2 separate regions of the Homo sapiens genome follow, and region 2 is linked to region 1. Evidence: chromatin loops called from intact Hi-C (ENCODE). Cell type or tissue: endothelial cell of umbilical vein. All regions are shown on one strand. Each heading gives the region's core, and the rest is flanking DNA. Links, peaks and the distances in the headings are about the cores only.

Evidence for each region. Hi-C counts contacts between places; a loop is a spot of excess contacts. Peaks named below come from ENCODE experiments on the same cell type or tissue, not always from the same donor. Only the 100,000 strongest peaks of a DNase experiment are listed, where the experiment ranks them.
Region 2: a loop joins it to region 1, with 5 times the contacts of the local background. A loop is called at or near these places in 3 of 110 quality-filtered maps.

Annotation. Positions count from the first base shown.
Region 1 is chr2:9,285,866-9,290,257 of GRCh38, reverse strand. The region is part of intron 2 of ASAP2 (ArfGAP with SH3 domain, ankyrin repeat and PH domain 2); the gene reads right to left. Among named protein-coding and RNA genes, the nearest start is that of ASAP2, 81 kb to the right of the region's middle. RefSeq lists an enhancer at 1,765-2,964. In endothelial cell of umbilical vein, for the core only: a CTCF peak has its summit at 2,421; DNase peaks (open chromatin) are centred at 1,857 and 2,397; H3K27ac peaks cover 3,012 bases.
Region 2 is chr2:9,177,389-9,181,780 of GRCh38, reverse strand. No RefSeq gene overlaps it. Among named protein-coding and RNA genes, the nearest start is that of ASAP2, 27 kb to the left of the region's middle. RefSeq lists an enhancer at 1,035-2,234. In endothelial cell of umbilical vein, for the core only: no CTCF peak of the experiment used is centred there; DNase peaks (open chromatin) are centred at 2,070, 2,090 and 2,210; H3K27ac peaks cover 1,755 bases.

The DNA of each region.
Region 1 (4,392 bases), core at 130-4,129:
CCAGCCTGGGTGACACAGCGAGACTCCATCTCAAAAGAAAATAAATAAATAAATAAATAAATAACATTAGAATATGTCTTTCTCTCCCAAAGCTTTCCCTGGACAAGGTGACGGGAGGGACACAGCCTTCGGAACTGAGTATACCTGTATCATCTTTGACAAGACAGAAGTAGCCACAACCAGAAGGGGTTGAACAAGAATGTCCTCCCTATTCATAACCCCTGAGAGCTCCCGTGCAGGATGAGCAACTGGAAGGATGCCTCTCACCGGCTTCTTCCTGCCACTTCCTCCGCCTTCTCCAACACCCCGGGCTTGTTCCACTTTCAATACCCATTTCCATCATCTTTCCTAGGAAGTCCCTTGGAATGTGATTCCTCAAGAAACAGCCAGTCTTTGTGGATGGTACCCCAGGATGTATCTAGTCTGGTTGTGTTCAGCACAGGCAGCTAGCAATGGAGTTCACTAATCAGGCCAAGGTGTGCGCTATTAAAATACAAAACCTGTTGTCTATGATCATCCCATCCTCTTTGATCCTGCCTTATATTAATGATCCCATCCTTCCAGTGATGTTCAAATGAGTTCAAAGTCTGTGTGAATAACTAAACGTCACCCCAATGACCTCCCTGTGAAGCTCCTACTGCTTGTAGGAGTACACTTGGAAGGCAGGTGAGAGGGTGAAGAGTGGAGACTGGGCTACTGCATATTTTTTTTTATGTTGATGGTTTCTGTCCCTTTAGGCTTTAGAGTACAGAATGTATCCGCATTTACTTTTATTCATTCATTGTGTGCTTCCATTACGGGTCAAGAATATTTCTGGTTACTAAAGAATAAAATCCAATCACACTGAAAGTCTATTCTCCAGCAAGCACTAATGAACACAAAGATTCATCAAACAGAGCCCCTACCCTCAAGAAGCAAGCATCCAATAAGTGAGAAAGACTCAGCCCATCAGTTCAGTGCAGCGACACAAAGGCAAGAAACAAAATGAGCTCTGGGGAATTCAAGGCGCTTGGTGTGTCCAGAGCATGGGGAAGGGCTGGAGAGTCAGGCAGGAGCCAGAGATGAGGAACTTCATCCCAGGTAACGGAGAGCAGCCAAAAGGCTTCTAAGAGATCTGCATTCAAGAAAGATAATAAACCTTGGTACCTGCCAACACACAACTTAGCAAGACAAAGATAAACATGCGAAAACAATCCACTGTGATGTAAATTACACGAGGTGGAAACACAGCACTCTATGGGGAAAGGAGTACATTTTCTGGGGGCTGGTAACAGAAAAGGCTTCTTGGAGCAGATGACATTTAGAGGAATTTCCTCATTGAAAATGTAGTATGGCATGAGATTAAAACTGAGCTACCAGCTGCTTGACTCACCCTAGACTCTCCTTAACCAGAGAGCTGCTTCCCTCCTAGGGGTGCTCTGAGACCAAATCAGGGAAGGAGAAGGGGGTTGGAGGTGGTGGGAAGGGGGTTTCACTAAAAAACTTGCAGGGCTCTCCTTTAGCCTGGAGACAGGCTACCCCAAGGTGTCTGGGGTTCAAAGCCAAGAGGTGAATTCAACATTTGTTGTATGGGGAGTACAAGCTATTAGAAATTTTACTCCCAATTATATTCACATCCTTTAATGGAGGAAGAGTTCATGTTGGCAAAGCAATCTGACTCGCTACATTACAGAATGTGCATTTTGCCAGGGTAAGCAGCTTTCAGCCCTTCATTTTTGCCACGTCATACCCCATGACCCCACGCTCACCACAGTGATGACTTAAAAACACACGCTGCCCCCACCCAACTCCATGGAGGGCACAGCCCCTGGGAAGCAAGCTGACTCCTGTGGTTTCACGAGATCCTGGAGCCTCACCCTCAGGGACAAGCAGCCCTTGGAAAGTACATGGTCTCTAAAGCCTCAGATAGTAGCTACCATGAACACTGTGGAGATGACATACGTGTAGAAATATCTTTCATCCTTACAACTCTGCAGGATTTTACAGATGAGGAAACAGATGAAGTCATCGTGTTGATTTGGTAGAAGATTTAAGCTCAAGGTCTGAGCTTTTTTGCTTGGTAGGTTGGGTTTGCGGACAGGTTTATGGGGGTATGGGCATCCCAAACAGTGTATGCAAAATTATGTAAAGGTACCTTTTCCTGGAGGGATCATCCAAAACAGCCTTCTTATTTTTACTGATGTCTATGATAACCAAAAGATTAAAGAACCACTGATGAAACTGCAGCCCCATGTCTTACAGATGCATGCGGCCAGCAGGTTGGCCCACAGACTGGCTGACTATAAAAGCCAGCCAAATTAAATAGCAGATACCTCTGAACCAAAGTATGATTCATGCCAACACTTGGACGTTAGTTAAGTCACAGACCTCTGTGTTCCTTCAGAGGTACCCTCCTTCCATGACTAATGCAGTGGTCACTGCGGACAGGATTCCACAAGTCACCATCTAAATTCCAATCATTGTTGTTAGCCAGCAGCGGGGAGAAGGCTGGACTCCAGAGTCTCACAACTGGAAGACATCTCCAGGGCCTTCGAGCCCACGTCCTCACCTCCCTCTATAACTTCCTCAGAGACAGAGGCCGTCCACCCGCTGCAGGAACCTTCCAACCACCAGCTCGCCGCTCAGTCTGCTCACCCAGTTATCCTCTCCCTCATATCTGAGTCAAGGCTTGCTCTTGTGAAAGCCTCCTCTAGAGAGGAACAAATACTATGTCTACCTTCCTCAGCCAGAGAAAGCCCTTCATGTACGCCCTCTCCTGCCCCTTCCGAAACCAGGAGCCCCGCGTCCTTCAGATATCCGTCCTACAAGGAGGTTTCTCCATCCCTAAGGTTTTCAGGTTCTTCTTTAAATGCTGCTCTTACAACTAAATAATGAAACAACAACCTTATTTATAAGCACCAAAGACTTCACTGAGGTCATGTGTGGCTCACCTTTGGGGCATGTGCCACGTACTGGCTCACACTGACCCTGTAATCAACCAAAACCACCTGGAATTTTTCAGAAGGACTACGATGGCTCAGCCAGGTGGCACGTAGGGTGTTCCCCACGTTGCTGCTTGTTTTCTCCACCGTGTGCCCCCAGCAACTTCCCGCCTCAGCACCAGGCAGCATGCCGCAGCAGTCAGAAGCAGAGACGGGACGCTCACCTGGTTTTGAATCTCAGCTCCTCCAACTGTTGGCTAGATGACACTGGCAGATCACTACTCAGTGCCTCTGTGAGCTCATCTGTCAATGGACAGGACCCAACTCACAAGGCTGTAAGGATGGAATTCACATAAAGTTTTTATTTAGCTTTATAATACAAATATTCTAACAAATACCTCATGAGTATTTATTACCACTATGCTTCTACCCTCGTTTGTGAATATCAATAAAAATATTCTTTATCATCATTTATCATCTATTCCTTTTTAATCACACACGGTGTACATAAATTTTGCATCCTGAATTTTATTGCTGAAGATTTCATCACAAGCATTTCTCTTCCTGTTGCTGTATAAACATAATTCCAGCAAGCAGCTAAATCCTAATTCAGCTATATATAGGAGGCATCCAATTTCTCACTTTGATAAGCAGTGCAACAACAAAGTGAACATCTTTGTGCATGGATCTCCTTCCACAAAAAGATTGTTATTTTTCTTGATGTGTACCACCAAACTGCTTTCCAGAAACTCTGCGTGCATGTTTTCAGTGCCACAACAATGGAGCAGAGTACTAGTTACTGTAAGCTTGCCAAACAGTAAAGATTATTCTGATTTTGTTATTTTCTCATGTAACAGGTAGAAATCAGATACAGTATATATATATATATTTTTTTTTTTCCTTTTTTAAAAAAAATCCTTTTCCTTTTTTTCTGTTTTGGAGACAGGGTCTCACTCTGTCACCCAGGATGAAGTGCAGTGGTGCAGTTTCAGCTCACTGCAGCCTCAACCTCCCAGGTTCATGTAATCTTCCTGCCTCACCCTCCCAAACAGCTGGGACTACAGGCATACACCATCATGCCCAGCTAATTTTTGTATTTTTTTGTAGAGGCAGGGTTTCGCCATGTTGCCTAGGCTGGTCTTCAACTCCTGAGCTCAAGCGATCCATCTGCCTCAGCCTCCCAAAGTGCTAGGATTACAGGCGTGAGTCACCGTGCCCAGCCAGTATCTTCTTAATGCACAGTGAAACTTCATTTCCTCAACTATTATATATATTTGTTCTGAACTGCCCTGTTCTAATTGATAATATCTACAATAGAAATAGTTTTCTGTATGAATTTGAAGTGTATTTTAATATCATATTCCAATTAACACTGCAAACAACAGGCAGGAACACACACACAAAGTTGTTGTATTCTCATTTTCTTTTGTATGTGGGAGATGGTAAGGATTTGAGGGAAAATCAGCATTTC
Region 2 (4,392 bases), core at 214-4,213, 110 kb after region 1:
CCGTCAAAAATAATTTACTGAATGAAATTTGACGGTGGGTTTCTCAGGAGCAGGGGTCACGCAGTGTGATGTTTACTGGTGGACACCCATGATCCAGCCCCATGCAGATGTCCATACTCGTCAAATGGGTACTGGCTGATCAGATACATCAAAGGATGCCACCTGTCTATTCAAGCCTTCCAGGGCTCCCCTCTTCCTGCTAAGTCAATGCATGGACTGCTGAGCTTCTCTTTCAATTTACTTTATCAAATACCTCTGTATTAGTCAGGGTTCTTGCATTTTGAGAAATTAAAAACCCAATTCTAAAGACCTCAACCACCATAAAGGGAATTTATTGGCTTGCATAACTAAGAAGCGTAAATATCGGGAAGGGGGTCCATTGAGCCAGTGGGTTTGTAGCAGGCTGCCACATCCTAGGGTGTCTGTTCTCATGCTGCTAATAAAGACACCTGAGAATGGGTAATTTATAAAGGAAAGAGGTTTAATGGACTCACAGTTCCACATGGCTGGGGAAGCCTCACAATGATGAAGAAGGCAGAGGAGAAGCTAAGGCATGTTTTACATGGTGGCAGGCAAGAGGGTGTGTGCAGGGGAACTGCCCTTTATAAAACCATCAGATCTCATAAGACATTCATTACCATGAAAACAGTATGGGGAAGCCATCCCCATGATTCGATTATCTCCACCTGGCCCCACCCTTGACACGTGGAGGTTATTACAATTCAAGGTGAGATTTGGGTGGGGACACAGACAAACCATATCTATGCCTGAGGCAAGATCTGGAGCTAGGCAAAGTCAAGTGGGAGGTGAAGAAGCAGAGATGATGGGGAGGAGTGGGAGCAACTGATAGGAGTGTGAGGTCAATCCTTGGGTCCTGATTTTTCTGCAGTCCCCACGTGTTTGTATGAGCAGGGTGGGTCCATTTGTGGCAGCCACAATGGGTCCTGGTGGGTGTTCAGGGCTAAGGCTAGGACTGCTCAATCTGGAATCTGGAGGTGGGCGAAGGGAGGTGTTTGACAGTGCCTTATGGAAGTAGAATTGGTCAGGAACTTCCATCCTGCAAGAGAGCTATTTTCAGGTAACCCCAGCCCTCCACCCAGTGAAAATTATGTCCTTCCTTTTGAGAAGCCAGAGTTCAAGAACATCAGGGCTGCTGCCCTGAATAACTTTCTGTTATGCCTGAAATTGGGAACCTGCACCAGAGAGCTGTTTCCTGTGTCTTTCACTGTTATAACTTTGTCGTTGGTTCCTTCTTATCAACAACATGGGGTTTCTCCAATTTGTAGAGAATGAAGAGAAGTGGTGCAGGGTTGATGCAAACTGGCCTAGCTGCGAGGAAATGTGTGCATCCCCAGGACACAGAGCCAGGCCCTGGGGTTACAAAGCCAACGCAGTGTAAGCACCAAGAAATTAGTAACAACTGTAACCGCTCCAGGCACCTGCCAGTGTGCTGCCTGCGGTTCAATGCTGATGGATTCTCGTTGGTTAGTTGTGTGTTGTGTGTTGTGTACATGTGTATTAGGAACCCATGTATGTGTGTATGTGTAGGGGTGGAGGCACTACCAATATCAATTCAGACCATTTTCACAATAAACCGCCATGTCCTACAGGCCTGCTGGATCCTTGCGTGCCTTTTTTTGCTACTCCACCCAACATTGCAGAGGTGGAAGAGCTTCCTGAAGCCTGGGAGGGTCAGGGGAGGCCCATGGAAGTTGTGTGGCACTCCCCTGGGACTCAGATCCAGCTCATGTTTATTGAGGGCCTGCCCCAGTGACTAATCCTCCCACAACAGTGCTGGGGAGGCATTAGTGACTCAGGAAGGATATGGGACTTGTCCAAGGGCACACAGATTCCAACACGGGAGGTGCTTTTTCCACCACGCGGAGCCCAGACTCTGTGGCCAGACTACCTGGTTTGCACCCCAGCTAGGCACTTGCTAGCTGTGTGGACTTGGGCAAGTTACTTACTATCTCTGTGTCTGGGTTCTTCATCAAGGAATTACTTACTATGTTTAGCACAGAATAAATGCTATGTAAATGAACGCTTATCTTCTTAAGATGATTACATCACATGCTTCTGAAAATGATTTCCTCAGAAAAACAACATACTAGAAGAACACGAAGGCTGTTTTCAAATGGAACCTCAGTAAGATTAATCGTCTTGGGAAAATTGGCCTTCTCTTTCCTGCCTTGGTCAGTACGTCCCTTTCCAGGGGGCCCCTGTCTGGGACAAGGTCCTCATGGAGAAGGTCAGCCGAAGAGCTTCGCAGCTTTGCCCTCGTTGGCCTGAATTAGATGGTCTGATGGCTGCTTGGAAAAATGCACTGCATTTTTTATGTATTTTCCCCATCAAAACACGTCTGTTTCGTTCTCTTTTAAAGGGCGTCCATGAGTCATTTGGCAGGAACAAAGAAGCTTCAGTTTGCAACTTCCGTGGGGATACAGTTTAAACAGTGTGGGCTCACGTGGTTTTTTTTAAAATCTGAAAACATGCCTTAGAGGTGCCTTAAGCACCTGATGGCAGCTGTTCTCTCTTGACAGCTGGATTCCAAATGTAAATATTATTTGTCAGAACGTATCAGAATCATTTGCATGCAGATGTAGACAGCCATCCCACGGGTGTGCCGGGGAGGCGGGTCCAAGGCCCTTTCTGCTTGTTCAGTCTGGTGGAACACAGTGCGGTTTCCTAGACTGGTTCACTGCTGTGTTTCATAAGGAGCTCAAAAGCCAGGCCAGCATCATTTCTCTTCCTGAAGGCAACCCTCCAACTGTCCCACTCAATCCCAAAGTCATCAGCATGAGGCAGGAACCTGAGGCCAGGGGCCTGGGAGGAGAAGAGCAGGGAGTGAAGTCCCACAGGTCCCCTGAGCCCTGACACCTTCTCCCCTCAGCACCCCAAACCCAACCTGTCTGGGAGCAGACTCCCCTCCCTCAACTCCCGGGTGCACCTGTCACCTGTCCACACACAGCCACACACTGGGGGCTGGAACATGGGGTGAAGTGCACAGAGTTGGATTTGGGTACATGCCACTTCCTCTCTAGCAACTGGGGAGGTTACTTCACTTCTCTGCATCAGTTTCAGCTACCTCATAGGGTTGCTGTGAGAATTAGATTAAGTAAAGTGCTGTAAACCAAAAAGAAAACTCTAAATTCTAAGCCCCATAACTCTCTGAATGAGCCCCTCCTGTCAGCCAGGGGCCTTCCAAAGTCAACCTGAAAAACCAGTTCAGGCTGTGACAGGAATGTGGGGCTGGATATGCCTCATTACACCCTCCTCCCTTTTGGAATTACTGATAGAACACACTCTAAGTCTGATAAGAAACATTTACAATCTAGTCCCTCTAAAGCCTGCTCCCTGGAGGCTGCCTCTGCATAATGGGAACTTGGTCTCCACAACCCCTTATCTTAACCCAGACATTCCTTTCTATTGATTCTAGGTCTTTGGACAATAACTTGCCTTTTCGAATTGAACCAGTGTACATCTTACATGTACTGACTGATGCCTATGTCTCCCTAAAATGTATAAAACCAAGTTGTAATCCAGCCACCTTAGGCATGTGTTCTCAGCACCTCTTGAGGGCTGTGTCATGGGCATTGTTCACTGAGATTAGCTCAGAATAAATCTCTTCAAATATTTCACAGAGTTTCACTCTTTTTGTCAACAGCACTAACCCACATAATAAATGCTCATAGTAAATGCTCAGCACGTTACCTGTCATTGTCAATCAGTCAGTAAGTCCCATTGTCGCTTTCCTGAGTTACTACTCGGGACTTTCAACAGAGCTCCTCATTCTCATCCGATTTCAATCCATCCTCAACTTGGTTACAAGAGTTAGCTCCCTACATTCTTTTTTTTTTTTTTTTTTTTTTTTTTTTTGAGATAGAGTCTCGCTCTGTCACCCAGGCTGGAGTACAGTGGCGTGATCTCGGCTCACTGCAACCTCTGCTTCCCGGGTTCAAGCGATTCTCCTGCCTCAGCCTCCTGAGTAGCTGGGATTACAGGCACGTGCCACCGCACCTGGCTAATTTTTGTATTTTTAGTAGAGACGGGGTTTCACCACGTTGGTCAGGCTGGTCTTGAACTCCTGACCTCGTGATCCACCCACCTTGGCCTCCCAAAGTGCTGGGATTACAGGCGTGAGCCACTGCACCCGGCCGGGGTAGCTCCCTGAATTCTTATGTGACTCTGAATCTCCTTAAAACCCTCCATCCATTTCCCATTGCTTCAGGATAAAAACATAAGCATAAGATGAGAAAAAGCAGTGAGAATCCATTAACATTTGCCAGACCACAATAAACTGTGTTTTCTTGAGTTCAGTGATGCGATCTTGGCTCATTGCAACCTCGACCACCTGGTCTCAAGTGATCCTCCCACCTCAGCCTCCTGAGTAGC